Regions from separate parts of the Homo sapiens genome. Here regions 2, 3, 4, 5, 6 and 7 are each linked to region 1. The links are chromatin contacts, found by Hi-C or POLR2A ChIA-PET in ENCODE. All regions are on one chromosome and are shown on one strand. The core of a region is the stretch at or near the end of the contact, and the rest is flanking DNA. Distances in the headings are between cores, read along the strand shown. Region 1 holds the start of SP1 (Sp1 transcription factor). Region 2 holds the start of CDK4 (cyclin dependent kinase 4). Region 3 holds the start of DDIT3 (DNA damage inducible transcript 3). Region 4 holds the start of R3HDM2 (R3H domain containing 2). Region 5 holds the start of NAB2 (NGFI-A binding protein 2). Region 6 holds the start of TMBIM6 (transmembrane BAX inhibitor motif containing 6). Region 7 holds the start of PTGES3 (prostaglandin E synthase 3).

Region 1 (3,558 bases), core at 388-2,887:
TGCCCTCCTCCTCCAGTGCTGCTGCTACTGCCTGTGCTGCTACTTCGAGCCTGTGAAAAGGCACCACCACCATTACCATTGCCCCCATTATTGCCACCAACTCCTTTTTCAATTTTCACCACAGCTGTCATTTCATCCATGGAGTGATCTTGGTCTAAAATAATTAAAAAACAAACAACGTAAACTTGAGGGAAGAAAAGAAATGAAGTAGGAAGGATAAAAGGAGGCTATGATGAAATAGCAATGACTAACAGGAAGGCGAAAGCCACCAGTATAAAGAAAATGGATTGGAGGGCAGAGGGGAGCTGCAGGGCATGCAGGACATGAACTAGGTTCAATGTGCCAAAAGTGGGCCTTAATTCTCCCTTGTACAAAATTAAACTAAGAAAACATTCAAAAAGTGCTTTGGGGATAGGAAATGTGAAGGACGGTAGGCATGGTGAGAGTTTCTAAATAAGAAAAAGTATCCTAAGGGAAAAAAAGGAAAAGGACAGGTAAGGCATAAAACAACATGTGGGTGCATGGAAAGCTTGCTAAAATTAAGTTTAAAAGAGATGGAGAGGCCAGGCGCGGTGGTCACGCCTGTAATCCCATTACTTTGGGAGGCGGAGGCAGGCAGATCACCTGGGGTCGGGAGTTTTGAGACCAGCCTGACCAACATGGAGAAACCCTGTCTCTACTAAAAATACAAAATTAGCCGGGTGTGGTGGCGCATGCCTGTAATTCCAGCTACTCCCGGAGGCTGAGGCAGGAGAATCGCCTGAATCCGGGAGGCAGAGGTTGCAGTGAGCCGAGATCGCACCATTGCATTCCAGTCTGGGTAACAAGAGCGAAAACTCCGTCTCAAAAAAAAAAAAAAAAAAAAAGACAAACAAAAATCCAAGTGTGAAAAGTAACGAGAGGGGAAAAAGAAGTAAAAAGTGTGAGTAGAAAAACATTTGTGAATACTGCTAAGGAACTAAAGGGATCTACAGGTTAGTAGTCAGAAGGTTTCGGGGCGGAGGGCGGGCCCTGAGGGAAAGGGCGGTTTCGGGGTGAGGGGCGTGGAAAGGGCGGGACGGTGGGGGGCGGGGGGGAAGGGAAATCTACGGAAAGTGGGGGGAGGAGGGCCTTGGAGCAGGCGGCGACCAGAGGGCGGACCAGGCAGGCGGTTGGCCCGGGCGGGGCCTTCGCTGCTCGGGCCGCCCCCGCGGCTCCAGCCCCCGGCGGGAGGAGCCTCAGGCGGGCGGCCGAGTAGTGGGGGGTAAGGCCCGTCCCCCGTGGCCGGGGCGGGCAGGGGGCGGGCGAGGCCACGCTGCCCCCTCCCCCGGGGCGGGCGGCCCATCCCCCTCCTCCTCGGAGGCCCCGCCACTGCCCCGTCTCCCTCCCTTCCCTCCGCCCCGGGCGGGACCTAGGCCGCCGCCGCCGCCGCCTCCCGCCCGCCCCCGCTTCACGGCGGGGATCGCCCGGTCGGCCCTCGCGCGCGCCCCCTCACTCGCCTCCCACCCCTAAGCTTGGAGTGGACTCATCCTTACCGCTCATGGTGGCAGCTGAGGGACAAGCTCAAGGGGGTCCTGTCCGGGGGGGTTGGGGGGGGCCGGGAAAAACGCGGACGCTGACGAGGCAAGCGAACCCGGACCGGACAGGGAGGGGGGGGTAAGGAGGAGGGAGCAGCGCGCCACAAGCCCAACCTAGGCCCCGCCCCTTCTCTGCTGCCCCGCCCAATGAGGGAGGGGGAAAGGAGGGACTTGCAGAAGAAAGACGGTGGAATTATCCAATGGCAAGACTCGCTTGCTCTCCAAGGCGTGTGAGACTAAGTTGCGTGCCTGGTGTCCGCCTAAAAAGACCGCCCTCTCAGTGTTAAAAGCCAATGAAGGATGCAGGAAGTGAAGATGGGCGGGAGCTGGAGATGATTGGCTTGGAAGGAAACCAGTCAACCGGCAGGCGGGCTCCCTGAGACGTAGGGATAGGCAAAGCTTTGATAGGAATGACAGAACAACGGCCAACCAGAATCCGGGATATGCTTGGGCAAAATCCTAGTGGGCGGAGAGGTAAGAAGTAGGCAGGAATAGGAGAGGATGAAGCTGATTAAAACCAATCAGAAATCAGGCGGGCAGCCAGGAACGTTATGATTGGAGTTAGACTGAAAAGAGACAGGAAAGGACGCATATTGACGTGAACTAAAAGCCAATTAAACGCCGAATTAACTGAGGGCGGAAACTTGGAGTGGCAGAGGAGAATTGGCGGCTCCCTCAGTTATTCAATCCAATGAGGGGACGAAGTAGGCCTGGCACCGCCTCCTAGTTAGCCAATGGGCGTTACTGGAGCTGCCCATCATGAGGGAGGGAAGAGGGCTATGCCAAGAGGAGACCGTCGCCATATTGGCCCTCCTCAGGGGACGTTGTTACAGTCATTAGGTGGGACGCTTTAGCGGAGTCCTGCAGCTCAACAGGTGTCAGAGCCAAGGCATTCGGCGCGCAGTTCCGCATCAACACTAGGACTTGTTTGCGTCTTCATTTAACTGCCCCTATAAAGTACCTCTCAAATCTTACCCCCCTCCCGGGTGGTCGGACAGGCGGGCAGATGCCTCAATGTCGCTGCAAGCCCTGGGAATGCAGGCGGGACGAGATCTGGTGACAGCACTCACCGAATAAGTTAATACTGAGCTGACCAATATGCAGAGTCTCCGTGAGACTCCAGAAAACGCGATTTTATTAAGTTCCCCCAGACAAAGGCGCTAACCACTTAAACGACTGGTTAACTTTTCAAGCCTTGAGGCTAAAGTGCGGATAAGTCACTTCCATTTTTTCCCCCTTAATAGTAAATACCGCCTATGCATAAAGCAAGATAGCTGAGCTCCAGCTTTTTGCAATCACGAAGGTTAAGAAACTTTACTGCAGGCACCTGGATTTCTGGCCTCCTCTTTATCCGTGTTTTGGTGGAGCCGGCCTTAATAGCTTGTCAATGACACGATGAGGTCATGTCCTTCAGTATTTGTATCTTATATGTTGTCACCTGCTTATATGTTCTTATGTTTTAAAATGTGAATTCTCCTAAACTATTTTAAGCCCTTTGAAGGTAAGAACTGAGGCCTCTGCTGCTTTAAACAGGTAAAAAGGTGAAGTGATTGCTGACTGCCTACCGTGTTAGGTGCCTAAGTCAGGGAGGCAGTTAGTATTCCATGTCATCCTTAAAAGGAAGATTTTATTAAGTATCAGCTATATTATGTATTTTATAAGTGAAGACATTTAGGCTGAGAAGTGACTTACCCAAGGTCACAAAGCAAATGAGTTGTAGTGTTAGATTCCAACCCAGAATAGTTCCACCAAAAGTTTTCTATAAATTCTTGAGGGAATTAAACTGCCGCCGGGCGCAATGGCTCAGACCTGTAATCCCAGCACTATGGGAGGCCGAGGCGGGCGGATCGCTTGAGCCCAGGAGTTAAAGACCAGCCTGGGCAACATGGTGAAACCCCGTCTCCACAAAAAATAACAAAAATTAGCCAGACGTGGTGATGTGCGCCAGTAGTCCCAGCTACTCGGGAGGCTGGGGTGGAAGAATCGCTTGAACCCAGGAGGT
Region 2 (3,558 bases), core at 1,059-3,558, 4.4 Mb before region 1:
GGAATGGAATCGGATTGTCTGAGAAACAGAAGCCTGTGATTGTAATGTGTGAAGGAGGTGAGGGAGGGAGCAGGGGAGGTAGGCGTGCTAAAGGGATGGGAGTGTCTTTCCTGGTACTCTCCTGCCCTCACCTCCACTACACTGAAGTGAACAATACACACACTTACCCCTTTCCTTTTATGGAGACTTCCCTCTGAGGCCAAGTTCTACCCCCATCACATTTTTTTCTTTCTTACACTTACATTCTCCCTCTCCTCCCCTTTGCAAAGCTGAGGGAAAAGGGATTCCAGGGGAGCTCATTGGGTCAAACATACTGGGAAAAAATTTAATTAGTGAAAGAGTAATTAACAGAAGAAGGGAGGGGACAGAGCCTGGGACAGACTGCCAAATTAAGGTTCCTCAATAGAAAGTGATGGAGAGACAGTAATGTTCCCATGAAGTATTCAAATGTTTTGGATGGACTAATGAATGAATCAGAAAAAGGGGCTGGGACCCAAGCAGACAGAGAGGACGTCTTCTGTTGCAAAGACAGTAAGCTGTGAAGGTCTTATGTGGAAGGTGAGGCTGAAGTGGGGAATGCTGGTGTGGGAAGGGAGTTTGAAAAACTCACAGACAATTATCTTAGCCTTCCAGAAGGCTTACAAAGCACCCACCCCTAGCAAGGTAGCCAATAAAACATTCACCTCTTGAGCCCCTTAGTCAGTTCAGTCCTTGAGGTTTTTCTTACTAGTGTTCCAGCTGCCCTTGCCAGGAGGGGCCCAGGGCTACAAGTATCAGGATGGAAAGAGGAGGCATCTGTATTAATATGTATTCTATTTTGCTCTAAGTCATGGTTTATATTCATCTTCTAGTTTGAACTCTTATATTCTCAGCCAGATGGTTAAGGAAAACAGAAGTTAGAGTGGAAGGAGTGGCAAATAGGGTAATAAAATGGCTTTAGATTTTAGACAAATTCTCACAAATGAGACACTAACCGCTTTCCTCCTTTACTCCCATACCCCCAAAGGGCTGGGAGATAAAGACCTTGGAGCCAATAAAACAAAGTAGGAGAAATCTACTTGTGTCTACCTAGGTGTCTGGGCAGAGGCCATTTGGGAACAAGTGTGTTCTGGACAGTGCTAAGTGCTAAGAAAGCGGCACTAGGGAAAAAGAGGGAAGCACAATAACTCCAAATGAGTAGTCACAAGGTTTGCAGAAGGGGGCATGTCATTTTCATTCATTGTGGTGGTCTGGAGGGTGCAGGGGGTGTGGTGGTAACTTTCTTGCACATGTGCAATCCTGTATCCGTCTTATATATGATGTGATAAATAATATCATATACATACATATATACATAGAAGCATATATGCACACATACAAATATCACATAATCATAGAACCTTCCTACTGGAAAAAAAAAAAAAACTTAAAAGGTCAAGTATTCCTGTCTCCTGCTCATCAATAACTTCTCTGCCAGATGGCCTCAGGTCTTTGCATTAACACTCCCAGGGAGGTTTGGAAGTTGGAAAAGTGAGAGGATTACCTTGTCACTGAGCCTGTTGGATTACTGTATTAATCTGCCTTCCGTCATCCTTTAATCGTAGTTTTGCCCTCAAATGGGCATTGTTTACTCCCTATTGTAGAAGACCCCATTGTTGGCTACATCTTTATAGATAGTCGTACCACTACTTTAAAGGGCCAGTGACAGACACCAAAAACAAAATAAAAACCCACATACACACTGGAAGCAAGCACTCAGTAAAATGTTGTAGAATTAATGAATGAAACAATGACACAAATGAGAGTATGTTTTCTCATGGTGGAGCGAAAAGGTGACAGCATCACCTCTGGTACCCCAACTCCCACCCCCTCCCCAATGCAGACAGGCTGAAAGACCGGTAGTGAGACTGGAGTTCAGCCTTCAGACCGGTAGTGAGACAATCCTTCAGCCGGGAGTTGGGCTCTGGGTGGCCTAGGTTGCCATGGCACCGCCTCGGGCTCCACCCTCTCTTGTCCCCCTCACCGCTCCCCCCCTGCAGCGGGGGTTGTGGCAGCCAGTCACGTGCCCGCCGCGTAGCCACACCTCTGCTCCTCAGAGCAATGTCAAGCGGTCACGTGTGATAGCAACAGATCACGTGGCTGCCATCGCCCCTCCGCCCCCTTACACTCTTCGCCCTCCTCCCAGTCGAAGCACCTCCTGTCCGCCCCTCAGCGCATGGGTGGCGGTCACGTGCCCAGAACGTCCGGCGTTCGCCCCGCCCTCCCAGTTTCCGCGCGCCTCTTTGGCAGCTGGTCACATGGTGAGGGTGGGGGTGAGGGGGCCTCTCTAGCTTGCGGCCTGTGTCTATGGTCGGGCCCTCTGCGTCCAGCTGCTCCGGACCGAGCTCGGGTGTATGGGGCCGTAGGAACCGGCTCCGGGGCCCCGATAACGGGCCGCCCCCACAGCACCCCGGGCTGGCGTGAGGTAAGTGCAGTCCCTTCCCAGGAATGAGAACCAGTGCCCGCCCCCCTCACAGCTTTCCACGCGTTCGTTTCGCGAGCTGGTTATGGAAGGGTCGCTCAAGGGCGGGAAGTGGGGCCTTTGTGGTCATGGGAAAGTATAATTTTAGGGACTGAGGTGTAGGATCTTCGATGCAAGGCATGTGTCATGTGTGATCTTTGTGCGGGGCGCGATTGTCCCAAAGGAAAAAGCGTTTTCTATTGCAGGGCCTCACGTGGCTGGAGGGGTTGGTATTGAGTCATTGTGTTATCTCTGGGGCCGGCCCCAAGGAAGACTGGGAGCGGGGGATGGGATGCTGGTGGTGTTCTTTGCGCTTTTTTTTTGGGAGTCCCTTTGTTGCTGCAGGCTCATACCATCCTAACTCTGTAAGCGACTTTTGGTGATAGGAGTCTGTGATTGTAGGGTCTCCCTTGATCTGAGAATGGCTACCTCTCGATATGAGCCAGTGGCTGAAATTGGTGTCGGTGCCTATGGGACAGTGTACAAGGCCCGTGATCCCCACAGTGGCCACTTTGTGGCCCTCAAGAGTGTGAGAGTCCCCAATGGAGGAGGAGGTGGAGGAGGCCTTCCCATCAGCACAGTTCGTGAGGTGGCTTTACTGAGGCGACTGGAGGCTTTTGAGCATCCCAATGTTGTCCGGTGAGAAGGTGGTGGAGGGTTGGGCGTGGGGAGTAAAGGGAAAAGACAGCCTATAGGTGGGGTGTGATGATCTGTAGAGAAGTGGGGACCCTGAGGAAATAATGAGAGGCCATGTTGGGTTAAAGGGGATTGAAAAGTGAGCATTTACTCTGGTCAGGCTGATGGACGTCTGTGCCACATCCCGAACTGACCGGGAGATCAAGGTAACCCTGGTGTTTGAGCATGTAGACCAGGACCTAAGGACATATCTGGACAAGGCACCCCCACCAGGCTTGCCAGCCGAAACGATCAAGGTGAGTGGGGTTGGTAGGCATTGAGAGGTGGATTGGGACCTTTGTAGTAGAACCTTCTGGGATTTCAGGTATGGTGCCTAGTTTCCAGTGCATCTGTACCTCCCCTTTGAAACTAGGATCTGATGCGCCAGTTTCTAAGAGGCCTAG
Region 3 (3,558 bases), core at 426-2,925, 4.1 Mb before region 1:
CAGCCTAACCAAAGACCTGTCATTGCCACACCACTCCAGTCACAACCGGCCTTGTGACAGTTTCTACTTAAACTCTGGCTGCCCCCATGAGGGTATGACAGGATATGTAACAGGCCACCACATGGCCTCTGTTTTCAAGGCACAAGAAAAATACTTTGCATTCTGGGTGGTGCGTTTTACTTTTGGTCAAGTTGCCTCCAAGTTCATGGTTCTCATTTTACCTTCACAACTTTTATCTTTAATTTACAAACAAGGACGGTAAGATCCCTTGGCAAGTGATGGGGAGTTGAGTCTAAAATCGCGGCTCCGGTCTCCCCAGTCCAGGGCAGTCCTGCGCTGAAGTGCACTCACACGTCCCGGGATGAGACTCCGCTGTAAATCTCGACCCGAACACCTAGGAGGCAGGCCTGTGCCGCGCTCCTCACACAGGGAGTCACAGGACTTGCTGTCTGGTACAGCAAGAGAGGGTCTTGGAGAAAGCCATAGGAGTACCGTGGGGGAAAATAGGTGGCCAAACAGAATCGGGTCCACTGGGCAAAATACATGACTTCTGGCAGGCTGAGGGCTTACCAACTACAAGGTAAAAGTCAAGGGCGCTGTTCTGAGAGAAGCGGAAAATGACTACCAAGGGATTCCAGTACCTCGGCCCCTTTTGGGAGATTTACGGGGCTAGAACAGGAGACCACCCCCGTTTTTTTGTTTGTTTGTTTTGTTTTTTGTTTTTGGTGAAACGTAGTCTCGCTCTGTCACCCAGGCTGGAGTGCAGTGGCGCGATCTCGGTCACTGCAACATCCGCCTCCAGGGTTCAAGCGATTCTTCTGCCTCTGCCTCCAGAGTAGCTGGGATTACAGGCGCGCATCACCACACCCGGCTAATTTTTGTATTTTTAGTAGAGACGGGGTTTCACCATGTTGGTCAGGCTGATCTCGAACTCCTGACCTCAAGTGATCCGCTCTCCTCAGCCTCCCAAAGTGCTGGGATTACAGGCGTAAGCCACTGAGCCCGGCCAGGAGACCTCTTTAAGAAGACTCGAGATGTCGACAATCCCAGTGGATGGATACCAACTTTAAAAAGAAAAGTTCAAAAGGCCTATGTGCCCATTAGCTGGGAGGGGCCAAGAAATATGGGAGTCCCTTATAGTGGGGGTAAAACGGCGGGTAAAGCTAGGTGGGCGGAACAGCAGCTTCTGGGGGAGACAAGCGGCAAAGAGGCTCACGACCGACTAGGGGCGACCAAGGCTGATAGCCGTTGGGGCCGTTGGGCGCCGGGAGCTGGCGCCCCGCCCTCTCTCCTCTCCCCCACCCTCCGCACCTCCCACCACCCTCGGTGTCCCCTGCGCGTGCGCGTGCAGACACCGGTTGCCAAACATTGCATCATCCCCGCCCCCCTTTCCTCCCCTCCCCCCCCGCTACACTCCCCTCCGCGCGCGCGCATGACTCACCCACCTCCTCCGTGAAGCCTCGTGACCCAAAGCCACTTCCGGGTCCGACACTACGTCGACCCCCTAGCGAGAGGGAGCGACGGGGGCGGTGCCGCGGGGCTCCTGAGTGGCGGATGCGAGGGACGGGGCGGGGCCAATGCCGGCGTGCCACTTTCTGATTGGTAGGTTTTGGGGTCCCGCCCCTGAGAGGAGGGCAAGGCCATGGTAAAAGATTACAGCCAGGCGCTCCCGAGGTCAGAGACTTAAGTCTAAGGCACTGAGCGTATCATGTTAAAGATGAGCGGGTGGCAGCGACAGAGCCAAAATCAGAGCTGGAACCTGAGGAGAGAGGCGAGTACTGATTCCCATCTACCTTTTACCCTCCCGTCTCCTCAAAGTTGGGGCGTCCGCTCTTTAGGATCGGCCTCACTCCTCCACAGTGAAGTTAGGGACCGTCCGAGAGAGGAATGGGGAGAGTCCCTTATTCTGGGGTGGTGCTTACAAACCCCTATTGCTTCGGACGACGGCGTCTCTCCACCCCTGCCCGGAGCCGGAACACGGGCCCTGCTCTGTGCTGCTGGGCAAAGGGACCTCGGTTGCCCTTGGGAAATTCATTCTTTCCCGTAGCCAACTTCAGGCCTCATCGTTAGGCCTGTCCGCGGGGAGGCAGGTCAGCAGGACACACCCCCGCTCTAAGACTGGGTGACCATCGCTCAGGCCGTTTCCGCCGCTTCGCCACCAGCGGGCCTTCTCCCTACCCCACCCCCAATTCTGTCTCAGTCTCAGTGCCTCTGGTGTCAGCATGGCCACCTTGGTAGCTGGGGCTACTGGACCCTGCAGCGGATAGGGGAACCTTGAGGAGACACAAGCCTTTGGGAGGGGTGCCGATGGACAGGGAGTGGTGTGTTTTCCTTTTGCCGTAGAGGTCTCTGGGCCTCCTGCACAAGAGAGCAGCCTGGATCTCTTAAGTGTAGGAGGCCATTTGGGGTCTCCCCAGGGTATTGTCCTTCCCTCGGGATTAGTCCCTGCCTCTTTAACCCGGTCCTGTCTCCCAGCTAATCTCTGTGTAACCATTGCATCAGGCCAGCCCCGTTTGGCTCTGCAGCCTTCTGACCTGAGGCTCTACTGCTGATGAAAGCCAAGTCCCACACACTGGAAGGCAAGGGAGGGTTCCCCAGGGAGGACAGCCCTGCAGAGAAATACTTCGGGCAATATTGCATCTCTAGCCCCTAGGGATCAGCAGCTGCCACTCTGCTTCTGCCCCTTCCCTATAAGAGAGACTGGGGGGAGTTTATCCATTCATTCTTAACAAATACTTAATGAGGACCTACTGTGTGCCACACAGTTTGGGGCTCAGGGTACATCCTTGAGCAAGAGGAAAAAATCATCTCAGTGGGAGGCCTACAGTAAACAAAATATAAGTGCCACGGAGAAAGCTAAAGCAGAGAAAGGAATGGAGAATGTTCAGGATGGAGGTCAGAGTGTTACATCAGGTGGTCAGGAATTACCTTAGGTAATTCCTCCACTCAAAACCCTTCAGTGACTTCCATGACATGAAATAGGAAGTCATTGGAGGGTTTGAGCAGAGGAATGACCTGTTTTAAAAGGCTCACTCAGGCTGCTGTATGGTGAATAGAGTTGCGGAGGGGTGGCAAGAGAAGAAATGGGAAGACCTTCTGCAGTCAGAAAGTTTCTGCAGTAATTTAGAGATGGTAGTGAATTGATCTAGATTGGAAACAATGGAATTAGAAGTGTTTAGATTCTTCTAAGCAAAGGTTTTAAAAACTCATTTTTAAAGAATGAGTTAAGGGCCGGGCATGGTGGCTCACACCTGTAATCCCAGCACTTTGGGAGACCAGAGGTGGGTGGATCACCTGAGGTCAGGAGTTCAAGACCAGCCTGGCCAACATGGTGAAATCCCATCTTTACTAAAAATACAAAAATTAGCCGGGCATGGCAGTGCATGCCTGTAATCCCAGCTACTCCGGAGGCTGAAGCAGGAGAATCGCTTGAACCCAGCAGGCGGAGGTTGCAGTGAGCCGATTGCGCCACTGCCTTCCAGCCTGGGCAAAAAGAGTGAGACCCGTCTCAGAAAAAAAGGAATGAGTTAAAATTTGCTAGTACTTTGGATTGCAGGG
Region 4 (3,558 bases), core at 576-3,075, 4.1 Mb before region 1:
ATAAGCCGGGCGTGGTGGCACATGCCTGTAGTCCCAGCTACCTGAGAGGCTGAGGCAGGAGAATCACTTGAACCCGGGAGGTGGAGGTTGCAGTGAGCTGAGATCATGCCACTGCACTCCAGCCTGGGCGACAGAGCAAGACTCCGTCTCAAAAAAAATAAAAAAAAATCTGGAACTTTGGTTTCATTATTGTGCCTCAGGTTTCCTCATCTATAAAACAGGTATAATAATAGTACCTATTGTATTGAGGATTTGATACTAACAATAGATGTAGAATGCTACACATTTTATATTGTACTTACATACACATAATACAAATATTAGCTATTATTTCCTACTGGTCATCACTGCCTGGTCTGGAACTCCTGAGCTCAAATGATCCACCTGCCTTGGCCTCCCAAAGTGCTAGGTGTGAGCCACTGCGCCCGGCCAAGACAAAAAGTTTAAATCGTGGTGAAAAGTGGCAGGTTAGATCAGTTCAGTTCAGTTGTATTTTTCTTCCCCCGTTGTTGTTCTCTAGAGGGTTGAGAGAATTTGGGGGCAGGAGGCAGTGATGACCAGGAGAGAGGGCTGGGCAAGGTGGCTCACACCTGTAATCCCAGAACTTTGGAAGGCCGAGGCGGGTGGATCACCTGAGGCCAGGAGTTCGAGATTAGCCTGGCCAACATGGCAAAACCCCGTCTCTACTAAAAATACAAAAAATAGCCGGGTGTGATGGTGCGTGCCTGTAGTCCCAGCTACTCCGGACGCTGAGGCAGGAGAATCACTTGAACCTGAGAGGTGAAGGTTGTAGTGAACCGACATTGCACCACTGCAATCTAGTTGCCTGGGTGACAAAGCGAGACCCCATCTCAAAATAAATAAAACAAACAAACAAACAAACAAAAAACGCCAACCAACCTGGAACTTGCTCATCCTTGAAGGAAAGATGAACTTCATGCCTCTATGACTTTGCTGGAATCTCCATTCTTACCTCTCTAGTGAACTATTTATAGTCTCAAGATTAGCTGGAGTTTCACCTGTAGTTTCTCTGTAACTTACTCAATCTCTTTTACCGCTAAGAACGAATTGCTGTTCCTTGTGTTTCCATAGCACATTTAAACCTTTCTATTATAGCACTTAAATTGTACTATAATTATTTGACTTTTTTTGCCTACCGCAGTTTCTGTCACAAGGTAAATATTTAATGGTCGAATTCTACAAAAGACTACATTGCTTCTTTGAGGGAGTTTGGTCAGTAAATTATCCACACACACATAATCAATAACTAAATTGATTCTGCCTAGAATGGACAAAACGGGGGAGGCTGGACATTTAAGACGATTTTTGAGAACTGTATCTTAGAGAGGGGATGATGGTAAGAATGTGATCTTAATAGGACAGACTGAGTTCCTCCTAGGTCGGTTTTTTTCATCTTTACGTAAAATGGACATTTACCTGCTCAACTATAGTTATCCACGTATGCAACAAATACCGAGTGTACGTTCTTTTGGTACAGGAGTTACTGCCCTAAGTGAAAGTGCTCTGTAAATGGAAATTACTTTAGAATGATCACTATTAGTATTATATTGAAATCCAGGGTATTCTATCTGACAGACTTGAAGGGTTTAAGGAGGACCGAGGCTCCCAGTGACTCCGGATTGGTGTCCTGACACAGGTAACGCGGAAGGAGGAGAGGGCGAGCGAGCGAGTGCGAGTGCGCGCGCGCCGGCGGGAGTGCGTGCGGCAGGCGGTAGGCCCCGCAGGGCTGCTGAGGGGCACGCGGGAAGCCAGGAAGCAGGGACGGCCGGAACGCAGGACGAGGTGACGACAACGCCGGACGTAGTGACGTAGCGCGCAGCCGCAGCGGGGGGCGGACTCTGGGCTTTTCTTCCCCTTCTGATTTTCCCCTCCCCCCTTTTCTCCCTTTCCGGGTTTGGTTCCCCCCTTTTCTTCCCCTCTCCCCCCTCCTTCCCAAGCCCCTTTCCCCTCCCCCGTCCCAGTCCCCCCTGCTTCCCAGCCCTCGGCCCCGGGGAAGCCCCGGCCGAGAAAAGCCCGCCCCCAGAAGCGCGCCGCCGCCGGCCGTCGGGGCCGAGCCGCAGCCGAGCGGCCGTGGGCCCGGGCGGCGGGCGGAGACGTGGGCGCCCTCCCCGCCAAGGCCCGTGCGAGGTGAGGCCACCTCCCGGCCGAGGGGGCGGGCGGCCCGGACGGCCTGTGGGGAGGGGGCGTGGCGGCCGCACGGGCGGGCGCGAGGAGGCCCCGCGGCCTGGGTTCCTCGCGCCCGGCAGCCGGTCCCGGGGACGATGGGTCAGGGTCGGATGGCCGCGGGAAGGACTGCTCCAAGTGTGCGCTGCTGGAGAGAAGCTGGGGGCGCGGGGCGGAGGGCGGCGGTGCGGGGGCAGGGGGGTGGCGCCACCTGTGGCCTTTGCGGGGTGACCTAAAAACTATTGCGCCCTTCCAGTGCTTCGGGGTGGCTAGCTCCGTGTGTTTCTTGGGTGGCGGTTTTCCTTCGAGCGTGGAGCATGGAAAAATAGGACGGAGAGGTGTAGAAGTGTTTAAAATCATGCTGGTGTCCAGGTTTCTTACAGGGACGGGGATTTGAGTTGGCACATACAGGGAGATGTTTCTATAGCTTAAAACTTGGGCCTACACTAAGCTCATAACTACTCGAGCCCCTGAAAACGCTTCGATTCGTTTTCCCGTAGAGCTAACATTTTTCAACATTTGTGGCCATTAAGTCTCGGAACTACCAGGAATACTGACTTAGAGTGAATTGTCATTGGATAATGATGAGAAATGACCGAATAACAATCCCAGAACTGCGTTAAAACGGAAGAAAGAAAAGTGGAAAAGTTTGAATTCAGATCCCAGTTGGATGAATATCCTTGTACATAATGTTGTTCAAATAGATAACTAAGATTGAGAAGCCTGAGTCCTGTCTGATATGCGTAAGCCACGTGGAGACTCAAGGAAGGAGGAAAGTGACAGGTTTCACTTCAGGAATATCACAAATTCCTAGCATTTTCTTGTATTTTTAGATAGATTTGCAGTTGAATTATTTGTGGCTCTTCTTCCTAATGCTTTTTTTTGTTGTTGTTCCACCAATATTCCCCCCCCACCCCCGCCCCCCTTTTTGTTGCTGGGGTATCAAGACAAAAGGTTGTATTTTGTTTTTTGAGACAGGGTCTCAGTCTGTCACCCAGAATGGAGTGTAGTGGTTCCTTTTCGGCTCAATGCAACCTCTGCCTCCTGGCCTCAAGCCGTCCTCCTACCTCAGTCCCCCAAGTAGCTGGGAGTACAGGCATGAGCCACCACTCCTGGCTGATTTTTGTAGAGACGGGTTTCACCTTGCTGCCCAGGCTGGTCTGGAACTCCTGGGCTCAAGTGATCCACCTGCCTTGGCCTCCCAAAGTGGTAGGCTTGAGCCACCGCGCCGGGAAAGACAAAAAGTTTAAATAGTGGTGAAAAGTGGCCGGTTAGATTAATTCAGTTCAGTTTTTAGTTGTATTTTTCTTACCCTGTTGCTGTTCTCCAGAGAGTTGAGAGAAAAGATAACTTTTTTCTTGAAGGCCTGATGAA
Region 5 (3,558 bases), core at 348-2,847, 3.7 Mb before region 1:
GAAGTGAAGTCACCCATACTAAAGTGAATGTAGGAGCCCAGTCTCCCCCACAGTGGACGCTGCTGGCCAGCTTCATTCCCTGTGAAGGGGCCACAGCCCCAGGTGGCTAAAAGGGAGGGTGTGGCACCTTCCCTGGCTTTCCCACTCAGTGAGCCAGGTGGTGCCTTACTCTTCTCCGCTCAGCTTTTCCCAGGGGTTAAGCATTTATTTATTTATTTATTTATTTATTTATTTGAGACGGAGTCTCGCTCTGTCACCCAGGCTGGAGTGCAGTGGCGCTGTCACTGCAACCTCCGCCTCCCGGGTTCAAGCGATTCTCCTGCCTCAGCCTCCTGAGTAGCTGAGATTACAGGCGCCCGCCACCATGCCCGGCTAATTTTTGTATTTTTAGTAGAAACGGGGTTTCACCATGTTGGTCAGGCTGGGCTCGAATTCCTGACCTCGTGATCCACCCGCCTCAGCCTCCCAAAGTGCTGGGATTACAGGCCTGAGCCACCGGGCCCGCCCGGCCTGGTTAAGCATTCTTAACGCACGCTTCCTCTCTCCCCTCAGAACCTCTCCACCCTTCCAGGCTGCCCAGTGCTCCTCAGTGGCCCCTCTCCTAGCAGTGACACTCCCCACTTCCTCGGTCAGCCTTTTCCTTCAGCTCAGGGGCCGTGGCAGGGGGAGGGGCGCAATTGTTCTGCTCCGGGGCCGTTCCGCCCACACACACTCCCACAGTGGTAGCGTCTGTAGGCGAAAACCGCCCAGGGGCTCCCGCCTACTCTCCTCTCCCATATTTTCCACCCGCATCTTCAAGTGGAGTGGGGGAGCGGCTCAAGGCCTCTTGATGAAGGGGCTGCACACTGAAACTCCCCTCCCCGCTCTGTGAATAAAGGGACAGATATGGGAAGGAACGCCTAAGGCCTCCCTGCCTCCCTCGTCACCCCCCCTTTCCCCCGCTGATGCTCCTTTAACTCAAAGGCACCGGGGGCCCGCGCGCTCCGTGCCAACGAGGGACTGAGGCAACTGAGCGTCCCCCCACCTTCCGCACTGATGCCAGCTCGAGCTCCAGGGCATCCCCTGGTGCTTGGAGGCTCCCACATTCTTTGCAGGGGGCTCTTAGGCCAGATGGAGCCCACAGAGTAAACCAGGAATGGAGATTTGGGTACTACTCTTTCATATCCAGCTTCATCAGATGCTTGCCTGCTCCCAGGGCCCCCTAATTCGAAGACGCACCCCCTTTTCCATCAGTCTCCACCCCCCACCCCCGTCCTGCTTCCCCACGTCCTCCCCTCGACCTCCGCCCTCTGGACCCCATTCCCAAGTCCAGCTCCACCCATCTCCACTCCCCGCTGCCTCCCTTTGCCCACTAACTTGAGTCTGGGCTGCAGGGTCCGGCGGGCGCTGTCCCCTCCGCCCGGCGGCTGCTCGGCTGTGGGGGAAGGCGCTCTGTGCATGGACGGCCGGAGATCACCCGGGCTGCCCTTCTCGGTGCCCGGCGCTCGGCGCCTGCTGCGTGCTGCCCTCTTCCCCGCGCACGATGCCGTGTCCACCGCTGTCCAGGCTCTGTCCCTCCCTCCACGTCTTCTCTCTCCGAGCCTCCGCGCCTCTGTCTGTGCCTCTGCCCCCCCACCCTCCCCGGCTGCGCTTGCCGCCTCTCCGCGCCTCCGCCCCCGCAGGACGCACAGGGAGCGAGGCCCGGAGCTGCGCTGGCTGCCGGGCTGGCGGGCGGAGGGCGTGGGCAGAGCCGGGGGCGGGGGTGGGGGCGGGGGCCGGGGAGGCGGGCGCTGGGGCCTCTCGGCCGCGGAGACGCCGCGGCTTAGAGACTGGGAGAGGCGGAGACGGGGGGGGAGGGGGTGTGGAGCAGGAGGCGGGGGCGGGGATTCAGAGCCGGGGCGCCGAATTGGGGACCGAGGTGACCGAGGCCCGGCTGTGCAGGGCGGGCTTGGGGACCCAGCGGGCGGGGCGAGGTCGTTCTGTGCCGCCCACGCCGGATGCACAGCCGGCCCTCTTGGCGCCCACGTACCCACGTGAGCGCCCCGCCGGCGACATTCCTTCTCTCCCCCACCCCTCCGAGCTGAGAGAGGAGTTTCACAACCACGCACAAGTACACAAAGACACAGAAGCGCACGGACGTGCACACGCGCCTAAACAACTACGGGGACGCCCGTTGCCCATACTCAGGCCTTGTGGTGCTGGACGTGTGAATGTTAGCAGTGAGCCGGGAAAAGTTAGCGAAGGCTGGGCTGTGCGGCTTCTCCTGTGCGTGCATCTGACTCCCGTATAGTGTGCACTTAAGGCGGGCCTGAGAGCGTGGGGCTCTGCAGGGATCTCCTAGATATCCCCGCGCCCCTCCTCAGCCCCAATGGAATAATCTGAGGGGGTCGCTCTCAGAAACCCAGGCCTCCATGCTAGCCTGGAAAGTTTGGGAAACAGGAATGGGAGGGTTATGCTGCACGCCACCACTTAGGTGCGCGTGTTGATTAGACGCGTCGGCTTTTGTCAGCGCGTAGGTCAGGCAGGGATTCCTCCACTTGTCCTCTGTTTGCTGAGGATGAGGCCCTGCCTGGGAATTTTGTGTGACAAAGACGATACCCTTCCTGGGGCCGTCTATTAGGGACCTCGCCCGAGAGTCTAGTGGAAGATGAGTAAGAGGTCGGGAGCCTACGACGTGACTTCCTGCGGCGGAGCTGGAAGGAGGAGCGCCTTGAAGGAGCTTAGCCCCCGCCTCTGCAACCCACCACCGTCTCCCCCTTTGGTTTCTCCTAGCCCCATCTGGTTCGCATTGCACTCCCGCCCACGGCTGGGAGGGCTGTTGGGGGAGGCGGGGGCTCTAAGGGCCCGGCCCATAGACTCTAAGCCCCAGGGAAAGGAGGGGGGGTGGGGGCCGGGGAAAGCGAGCGGACTGGCCACAGGTGAGGTTTCCCCTAGTCCGGAATCTCAGCCCCGCCCCGCCTCTCTGTCCGCACTTCTGAGGGGCTGGGGTGGGGCATGGCGGGGCGTGGAGGCCGTGGACCGGGGCTGGTTTTACAATGTGGCCTAGCGAGGAGACCTTTCCGCCTTGTGGGGTCCGGGGAGAAGGAGCGCGTTGTTGGTGGGAGGATTTCAGTTGCTCAGGTCCTCTTCTCCAACCTATTAAGCGCCAAACACAGTGGGGGTGGTGGGAACGAGCAGAGTCCCGTCTCCCAGTCCCCCGCCCCGCAACTGGAGGGTGCGGCTAGACGGGCTCCCCTGGGGACGCTCCCGACCCCGTACGGGGTGTGGGCGACCCCTCCCCCCCCACCTCAGGTTATTTTGGATCCCGGGCTGCCAGCCGCTGGCCCCGGGTTTCCACGTGCCCCCTCCCTCCCCCAGCCCACGCTCCCCGTGACGCACATCCTCCGCCCACGCAGCCTCTGCTCGAGGCGCCCCCCTCCCTCCCACCCCGGCCCCCTTGGGGCGGCGCTGAGCCTTAGGATCTGGAGGGAGACGCCCGCCCAAGGAGGAGGCGGAGTAGGGCGTGAGCAAGTGAGCGGCAACCTACTGGGCGCGGGGCGCCCGGGTCCCGGTCCTGATCCGGGAAAGAGGGGGAGGGAG
Region 6 (3,558 bases), core at 478-2,977, 3.6 Mb after region 1:
CAGCTTGGGTAAGGGAGTGAGACTGTCTCAAAAAAAAAACATAATAATAATAATAAATAAATAAATCGCTTGAGTTCTGGAGTTGGTAAGCCTGGGCAACATGGTGATACCCCATCTCCACAAAAAATACAAAAATTAGCTGGAGCTGGTGACGTCCACCTGTGGTCCTAGCTACTCAGGAGGCTGGGGTGGATCACCTAAGCCAGGAGAGGTCAAGGTTCAAGTGAGCCATGACTGCGCCACTGCACTCTAGCCTGGGCGACAGTGAGACTCTGCCTCAAAAAAAAAAAAAAAAAAAAAGAGGAGGAAGGTACTAAACCATGTTTCCACAACCAGATAAATAACGGAAGAAGCAAACTATGGATCAAAAGTACAGATTGTATTTCTCAAGGGTTCAACTATTCTGTCCCTACTGGAGGAAAGTGGCGGCAGAGAATCTAAATGTCAACATATTCTTTAGGCCAGAACAAAAATATTAGACACAAAGAATAAGAAAACACCAAAGAGTGTAAATACAATAATTACAGAAAAAAGTGTGTATACGCAGGTCATAAGAAATGTGTTTATGCAATTCCGGTATCTTTCCAGAATTCAATTCTTAAACCACACATACAAAAGATAAACTGTAAATAAATATCAATAAGTAACTAGAAAAGTCCATTTGCCATTTATTTACCTTTGACCTTAAAATCCTTGTCTGTTTCAAGCACAGTCAGCCCTTCTACTGGGTTACACATTCACAAGTTGCTAGAACACAGTCTCAAGTTCATAGTGATTTTTGTTGTGGGGGTGGTCAATGAAAGGCTGATGACCCCAAGCAGCCCGGGCTGGCACCGGGTAGTAATTCTACACTCAGTAAATATACAAAGATACCAAAGCCTACTTGTTACCACAGGTCCAGCAAGTAGGCCCAAGATAAAAACTGCCCAACGACGCCCTTGCTGAGCAGACTTAGAAAGACGCCCACAAAACCTCAAGACCAAGCAAAGCAAAGCCACCTCACCTGCCCAAAGGTAACCAATCCGAAAAGAGCGGGGCCGCCCCGTGGGCCTGGAAGGCAGCCCCAGCCCCAGACTCCTCTCACTTCCCGCCTCTGCCGTTGGCTAAGTAACTGAGGAGCCTCGCGTGTCACAGAGGAGTGTGACATCACCCGCCCGCCAGGCCCTACCTCGAGTCTTGGCTCCGGGCCGCTCACCCAGGGTCAGCCCGACCAAAGGACCCGCCCGCAGCCGAACAGCAATCGGATGGGTGGAGTTTCGCGTTCCTTCACCTCGGAAGGACGTGCTCTGAATTCGAACGATCGAAGCTAGGCCAAGGGGCCCTGCGTCTACACTTAGTAGAGGAGAAGGAGCGGGAGAAAGGAAAAGGCGGGCTGAGAAGGGGCCTTCGCCAGCGCTCTGGGGCAGAATAGAGGCCTCGACACCCCCCAAAACCCCCGCAGACTCGCCTCCGCCCCACCCCCGCTTCAGCACTGTTGCGCACGCGCAGCACTAGTTCCCTAGCTTCCCTCCACACCCTGTTTTCCCGAGTCTGGTCTCCGAGCAGGGCCTCGTTCCTTCAGGGTGCCATCTGTCCGCAGAAGGAAGCTACTGCCACTCTTGCTCAGACAGTAACTGCTAACTCCCTTTCCATTTCTCACTCCCAGTTCGCCCAGTACTAGGTTCAGACGTACCTTCCTAACCCGCCTCTCCAAGGCCTACCAGCGCTTCTAACACCGGATGTGCTCTGACTCGCCCACTTCCGCTCCCGATCTTTTACCCGGCGTTCGCCTCTCGAGGGAAACCCCGCCCTGTGGTCCGCTTAAGACCAGTCCTCATTGGCCGTTGGCCGCACTCCTGCCTTTCCATTGGCTGTACGTGCATAAACAGCGGCTGCTTAGTTCAGAGGCCTGAGCTTGTCGATCAAGACTACTGGCCACCAACCGCCTCGAAGCAAAAGGTCTCCGCTTTCTTACCGTAGTAAGCCAGGGTCACGGTGCGCTGCTGCCTCTAGTGGAGAAAGTGAAAATGGGCCGGCCCCGCCCGGGACAGCCCGACGGCTTGTGAAGGGGTAGCGCTGCAGTCTTGGGATTCTGGCTTTAGTCTTGTCATGCAGTGTTAAAGGGGGAAAGCGATTCAGAGAACACATTAAAAAAAAAAAAAAAGCGCCCTCGCAAGGGGCGATTTACTGTGAAACTAGTGGAGCGTAAGCTTCAGAGCACCTTTGAAAACACTTCGATTTCTCTAGAGTATGCGAGAAGGAAATAGCAGGATTCCAGGAGGAAAACCAGAATTTAGGAAACCACTTTCTGGAAAGATAGAACAGTTCTTTTCAGTAAAGAATACAAATATCCAGGGTATGATTCTCAGTAGGCAAACCCAGGTATGCAATTAATAGAAGTTAATTTTCGGCTGGGCGTGGTGGCTTACGTCTGTAATCCCAGCACTTTGGGAGGCTGAGGTGGGCAGATCACTTGAGGCCAGGAGTTTGAGACCAGCCTGGCTAACATGGTAAAACCCCATCTCTATTAAAAATTTAAAAAATTAGCTGGGCGTGGTGGCGTGTGCCTGTAATCCCAACTACTCGGGAGGCTGAGGCAGGAGAATTGCTTGACCCTGGAGGTGAAGGTTGCAGTGAGCCGAGATGGTGCCACTGCACTCCAGCCTGGGAGACAGAGCGAGACCCCGTCTCAAAAAAACCAAAAAAGTTAATTTTCTATAATACAACCTAATTTTTGCTGTAGTGTAGCAGGACAAGCCGCAGACAAAACCCCTCAGACACCGAGTTAAAGCAGGAAGCGGTTTATTCCGCCAGGAGCATCGGCCAAGACTCCTGTCTCAAGAGCTGAGCTCCCTGAGTGAGCAATTCCTGTCCCTTTTAAGGCCTCACAACTCTAAAGGGATCCGCTTGAGAGGGTAGTGATCGATTGAGCAAGCATGCACCGGTAATTAGATCAGAACAGGACAGGGATTTTCACAGTGCTTTTCTATACAATGTCTGTAATCTATAGATAACATAACCGATTAGGTCAGGGGTCGATCTTTAACTACGAGGCCCAGGGTGTGGTGCCTGGCTGTCTGCTTGTGGATTTCATTTCTGCCTTTTAGTTTTTACTACTTCTTTCTTTGGAGGCAGAAATTGGGCATAAGACAATATGAGGGGTGGTCTCCTCCCTTATTCCCCCACTTTGAGACTCTCACTCATTTTATTAGTGGGAGTTCTCACCTTCATCTTCACTACCTATGTCTTCCTGCATGACAGATCGATAGTGATTTATGTAGTACACTTGTGCTGAAGCATTCTGGTGAACTAGAGTAGTGATGAAACCTTTTACCATTTGAATGAGTACAGATAGTAAATAAGGGATCAGTAAGCAGGCTATTACTACTATAATTTTTATTATAAGAGTTTTAAATCCTCCTAGCACTGGGAACCATTTTTAAACATAGCTTCAGGGTCAAATCCGTGTCACACTTGTACAGGCACATGTGCCAGTTTCGTCATGTCTTTAACTATATCTTCGACTACTTGCCTCTGATCATCTATGTGCAGGCAGCAATTGGTAAGGTTAAATTTTCC
Region 7 (3,558 bases), core at 537-3,036, 3.3 Mb before region 1:
GGGATTACAGGCGTCAGCTACTGCTCCTGGCCAAATATTTTGTATTTTTAGTAGGGACGGGGGTTTCACCATGTTAGCCAAGCTGGTCTTGAACTCCTGATCTCCAGTAATCCACTGGCCTCGGCCTCCCAAAGTGTTGGGATTACAGGCGTGAACCAGTGCGCCAAGTTAACTTCCTTTTTTTTTTTTTTTTTTTTTTGAGACCCAGACTCACTCTGTCGCCCAGGCTGAAGTGCAGTGGCGCGATCTCGGCTCACTGCAACCTCCGCCTCCCGGGTTCAAGCGATTCTCCTGTCTCGCTCTCCCGAGTAGCTGGGACTAGAGGCGTGTGCCACCACACCCGGCTGATTTTTTTTTATTTTTAGTAGAGACGGGGTTTCACCATGTTAGCCAGGATGGGCTCAATCTCCTGACCTCGTGATCTGCCCGCCTCTGCCTCCCGAAGTGCTGGGATTACAGGCGTGAGCCACCGCGCCCGGCCCCTTCCCTTTTTTTTTTTTTTTTTGACACAGGGTCTCACTCTGTCGCCCAAGTTGGAGTGCTCACTGCAACCTCCGCCTCCCGGGTTCGGGGTTCGAGCTATCCTCCCGCCTCATACTAGCTAGTATTTGGCATTACAGGCAAGTGCCACCACGCCCTGCTAATTAGTATTTTTAGTAGAGATGGGGTTTCACCATGTTGGGTGGGCTGGTCCTGAACTCCTGACCTCAGGTGATCCGCCCACCGAACTTCCCAAAGTACTGGGATTATAGGCGTGAGCCACGGGCGCCCCGCCCAATTTCCCTTTTTAATGGCATTTGAGCTAGGGTCCAGGTTTCGTAGCTCCCACTACCTGTCCTGCACAACACAGACACTAAATACCTTAGTGCTTATTATGAAGCCCCGTTCTTCAGAAAGGTTTTATAGCACTTTCGTTAAACCTCCTTCCTGTTCAAAATGCAGCGCACTAGAGTATTTTTCCCCAATCCACCGTTAAGCGGCTTCTTCTTAAGCAGGACTGTTTTGGGTCTCTTGGTTGCTACCCCTACTACACCCTACTAATATGTTGCACAAAGCGACGGGGAACCCCTTCTCCCCCAAACGATGTGCGTGGAAACACACAATGTCCTACTCTCTCCATTCCCAGAAACCTAGACTCTCCCCTCAAATACCTTTCCTGGCTCATCTACAGCACTAAGGTCTCAAGGTAGGGGCAAAAGCCCGCCCCAATTGGCAAATGCTCCTCCTCCGCCAAGAACCTCGAATTTCCGCTGTCCCTGGACAGAGCCTCCAACCTTCAGAAAAATGGCGAGGTGGACCCAGGCCCTTGATTCTGAAGTGAGCCCTTTTCCACAGCACAGGCTTTTTACAGGTTTTTGTGGTGGAATGATGACTCAGTGAGCTGATTTACTCCCTCAAGAGTAACCAACGCGCCATTTCAGTTCTCCAGGATCCCGACTCCGTGTCCCTCCGCCTCAGCCTTGCCTCCCACTGTCAACGCAACCGTTTCTCAGAGAAATCGCCGAAGGCGCATGGCAGGGCAGTTGGGCCACTAACGGTTTTCTAACGCGAGAAGACAGAGCGGGAGGAGAGGCGGGAACGCGTAGGGACTAGCAGGGGGCGGAGTGGGGGTGGGGTGGCGGACGAAGGGCGGGGCCGGCGCCAGGAAGGATCGCGAAGGAGCTGGGAGGCCCCGCCCTTTCCGTAGATATCTCTAGAAAGCCGCGCCGGAGCCCAAAAACAAGGACTGCGCACGCGCGGCGGCAAGGCCCGGGCATTTTGCTGCGTCACCAGCCGCCGCCCGGCCTCACCACCCCTCGTTTGCACGCACGCACGTTCATTCTCCGTCCTCGCGCCCCTTTTCCTACACTTTCCTCTTCTCCCCGACCGGAGGAGCCGCTCTTTCCGCGCGGTGCATTCTGGGGCCCGAGGTCGAGCCCGCCGCTGCCGCCGTCGCCTGAGGGAAGCGAGAAGAGGCCGCGACCGGAGAGAAAAAGCGGAGTCGCCACCGGAGAGAAGTCGACTCCCTAGCAGCAGCCGCCGCCAGAGAGGCCCGCCCACCAGTTCGCCCGTCCCCCTGCCCCGTTCACAATGTGAGTGCGACACCCCGCCGAGGGAAGGTCGCCGAGTGAGGCCGAGGCCGCGTTGGGGGCTCCCTGGAAGCGGCCCCCTAGCCTTTCTCGCATCGGTGGTGGCAGTCGTTCCTGCCTGGGGGCGGGAGGTCCAGGATCCTTGTTCCGGTTACCGTTGGCGGGTGGAGGACATTTTTCCTCCAGATGTCTGCTTCCCCCACCCCTGAACCGTTCCTTGGCTTCCCCATGCCGGAAATCCTACTTTTACCCCTTTGGCTGTCTGGGTTACTCGCCTCTTTCGGTAACTTCACCCTAGGCCTTAAGCTCCCGGTAGCTGCTCGCCATGCGGCGCCCTGAAGCGTGAACCTTCGTGGGTCGCCTCTCGGCTGCTTGGGCGCTCCGGTTCTGTTGCTTTGTGGTCCCGGGGCCAGGCCCTGAGTCGAGTGCACCTGTGGTGGGTGCCGCCAGGTGCCTGGCGGAGCTCCTGGGAGAGCCCCACGCGGACCTCGCCGTGAGCTGCAGGTACTGCTAGGCAACTAGAAGGAAGCCATGCCCACGCCGCAACATACTTCCCTCTCCAGTGTCTGGGTTTCTTGAGTGTGGGTACTTCCAGTCCGCCTCCTAACTCCAGTCTCTTGAAAACACGGGAGGTTGCCAAAACTCAGCCGCTTCCCTGGCAGCGAGGAGGAGTTACCATTGAGCAGGTAGTTCCGCACGTGTCGACTTTGGAAAGATACGGACATTTTCTGTGTTTCATGTTCTACTTGAGGTGAGGTTTCACTATCTTGTTACAGTGTAGGATGAAATAGGTATGTAGTAGGCATTTAATTAACCTACAGTCGTCCCAAAGATCTTAAATTTGTGTGGAGGTGAATACAGATTCTATGGCAGTCTTCATTTTACGATGATAAAGGAAAGCCTTGGCGATTTTAACCGGTAAGAATTCTTGGCACTGCCGCGTACAGTGGGAACTGCCGGTTTTACAGGGTTTTTTTTTTTTTTTTTTTTTTTTTGACGGGAGGTTATTTTTCAAGGTACTAACTACGTCCTAAAAGGTATGGAGAACAATTAAGGTGGAACCTTTTTTTTCTTTTGTTTTAGACTCCATTCAGAAGAGAGAAGAGGGGAGTGACTTTATGTCTTTGGAAAAGTAATAAGGATTTGCTTGATTCAAGTCATGATACTGAGGCTGAGTATATTGGCTAGAAATCTAAAGGGATGCGTGAGGCTGAAGCGAGTTTATCACTGGGAACAAGCTTCTAGAGCACAGCATGTTAGAATTTTTGAAGGAGCCCCCTCCCCGAAAGTGATACGTAATCGGGGTTTTAAAAAATTTGAATTAGGCTGGGCGCGGTGGCTCACAACTGTGATCCCAGCACTCTGAGAGGCCGAGGCGGGCGGATCACCTGAGGTCGGGAGTTCGAGACCAGACTGACCAACATGGAGAAACCGCGTCGCTGCAAAAATACAAAAAAAATTAGCCGGGCGTGGTGGCACATGCCTGTAA

Evidence for each region. Hi-C counts contacts between places; a loop is a spot of excess contacts on that map. ChIA-PET counts read pairs that join two places held with the same protein, here RNA polymerase II (POLR2A). Pooled maps may share reads with other maps.
Region 2: a map of CD4-positive, alpha-beta memory T cell shows a loop between it and region 1 (10-fold over the local background). The contact joins the promoter of CDK4 here to the promoter of SP1 in region 1. A Hi-C loop is called at or near these places in 1 of 168 maps with a recorded cell type or tissue (CD4-positive, alpha-beta memory T cell), 1 of 37 single-sample maps with no recorded cell type and 7 of 50 pooled maps.
Region 3: a loop to region 1 is called in a pooled map, with 15 times the contacts of the local background. The contact joins the promoter of DDIT3 here to the promoter of SP1 in region 1. A Hi-C loop is called at or near these places in 2 of 37 single-sample maps with no recorded cell type and 6 of 50 pooled maps. POLR2A ChIA-PET finds 5 or more read pairs at or near these places in 1 of 52 experiments (naive thymus-derived CD4-positive, alpha-beta T cell).
Region 4: a map of naive thymus-derived CD4-positive, alpha-beta T cell shows a loop between it and region 1 (11-fold over the local background). The contact joins the promoter of R3HDM2 here to the promoter of SP1 in region 1. A Hi-C loop is called at or near these places in 1 of 168 maps with a recorded cell type or tissue (naive thymus-derived CD4-positive, alpha-beta T cell) and 4 of 50 pooled maps. POLR2A ChIA-PET finds 5 or more read pairs at or near these places in 1 of 52 experiments (OCI-LY7).
Region 5: a map with no recorded cell type shows a loop between it and region 1 (17-fold over the local background). The contact joins the promoter of NAB2 here to the promoter of SP1 in region 1. A Hi-C loop is called at or near these places in 2 of 37 single-sample maps with no recorded cell type and 8 of 50 pooled maps. POLR2A ChIA-PET finds 5 or more read pairs at or near these places in 1 of 52 experiments (BJ).
Region 6: a loop to region 1 is called in a pooled map, with 15 times the contacts of the local background. The contact joins the promoter of TMBIM6 here to the promoter of SP1 in region 1. A Hi-C loop is called at or near these places in 7 of 50 pooled maps. POLR2A ChIA-PET finds 5 or more read pairs at or near these places in 2 of 52 experiments (CD4-positive, alpha-beta T cell and T-cell).
Region 7: a loop to region 1 is called in a pooled map, with 21 times the contacts of the local background. The contact joins the promoter of PTGES3 here to the promoter of SP1 in region 1. A Hi-C loop is called at or near these places in 8 of 50 pooled maps. POLR2A ChIA-PET finds 5 or more read pairs at or near these places in 2 of 52 experiments (AG04450 and WTC11).

What each region holds. Positions count from the first base shown.
Region 1 is chr12:53,378,255-53,381,812 of GRCh38, reverse strand. It overlaps SP1 (Sp1 transcription factor), which reads right to left and starts at 1,637. Exons shown (of 6, transcript NM_138473.3): 1 at 1,515-1,637; 2 at 1-154. The coding sequence starts at 1,521. RefSeq lists enhancers at 105-863, 1,714-2,008, 1,841-2,140, 2,044-2,544 and a silencer at 971-1,600.
Region 2 is chr12:57,751,060-57,754,617 of GRCh38, reverse strand. It overlaps CDK4 (cyclin dependent kinase 4), which reads left to right and starts at 2,308. Exons shown (of 8, transcript NM_000075.4): 1 at 2,308-2,443; 2 at 2,882-3,118; 3 at 3,276-3,411; 4 at 3,528-3,558. The coding sequence starts at 2,901. RefSeq lists silencers at 1,859-1,978, 2,209-2,288, 3,019-3,158 and an enhancer at 1,949-2,682.
Region 3 is chr12:57,518,631-57,522,188 of GRCh38, reverse strand. DDIT3 (DNA damage inducible transcript 3) reads left to right here and starts at 1,675. Exons shown (of 4, transcript NM_004083.6): 1 at 1,675-1,771. It overlaps LOC128125814, which reads left to right and starts at 1,709. Exons shown (of 2, transcript NM_001414991.1): 1 at 1,709-1,771. The coding sequence starts at 1,709. It overlaps MIR616 (microRNA 616), which reads left to right and starts at 2,930; the gene lies at 2,930-3,026. It also overlaps a transcript of MBD6 not described here. RefSeq lists enhancers at 1-917, 918-1,877, 704-1,903, 1,778-1,907, 1,878-2,839 and 2 more and a silencer at 1,248-1,707.
Region 4 is chr12:57,429,310-57,432,867 of GRCh38, reverse strand. It overlaps R3HDM2 (R3H domain containing 2), which reads left to right and starts at 1,825. Exons shown (of 24, transcript NM_001394031.1): 1 at 1,825-2,148. It overlaps R3HDM2-DT (R3HDM2 divergent transcript), which reads right to left and starts at 1,752. Exons shown (of 2, transcript NR_185976.1): 1 at 1,438-1,752. RefSeq lists a silencer at 1,924-2,393 and an enhancer at 2,574-2,683.
Region 5 is chr12:57,087,153-57,090,710 of GRCh38, reverse strand. NAB2 (NGFI-A binding protein 2) reads right to left here and starts at 1,597. Exons shown (of 7, transcript NM_005967.4): 1 at 1,357-1,597. The coding sequence starts at 1,439. It also overlaps a transcript of NEMP1 not described here. RefSeq lists silencers at 1,386-2,005, 3,006-3,065, 3,246-3,395 and an enhancer at 2,276-2,325.
Region 6 is chr12:49,739,726-49,743,283 of GRCh38, reverse strand. It overlaps TMBIM6 (transmembrane BAX inhibitor motif containing 6), which reads right to left and starts at 1,727. Exons shown (of 10, transcript NM_003217.3): 1 at 1,673-1,727. RefSeq lists enhancers at 1,471-1,790, 1,411-2,102, 2,031-2,160.
Region 7 is chr12:56,686,512-56,690,069 of GRCh38, reverse strand. PTGES3 (prostaglandin E synthase 3) reads left to right here and starts at 1,786. Exons shown (of 8, transcript NM_006601.7): 1 at 1,786-2,072. The coding sequence starts at 2,071. RefSeq lists enhancers at 1-323, 850-899, 1,376-1,901, 2,400-2,519, 2,630-2,679 and a silencer at 1,550-1,739.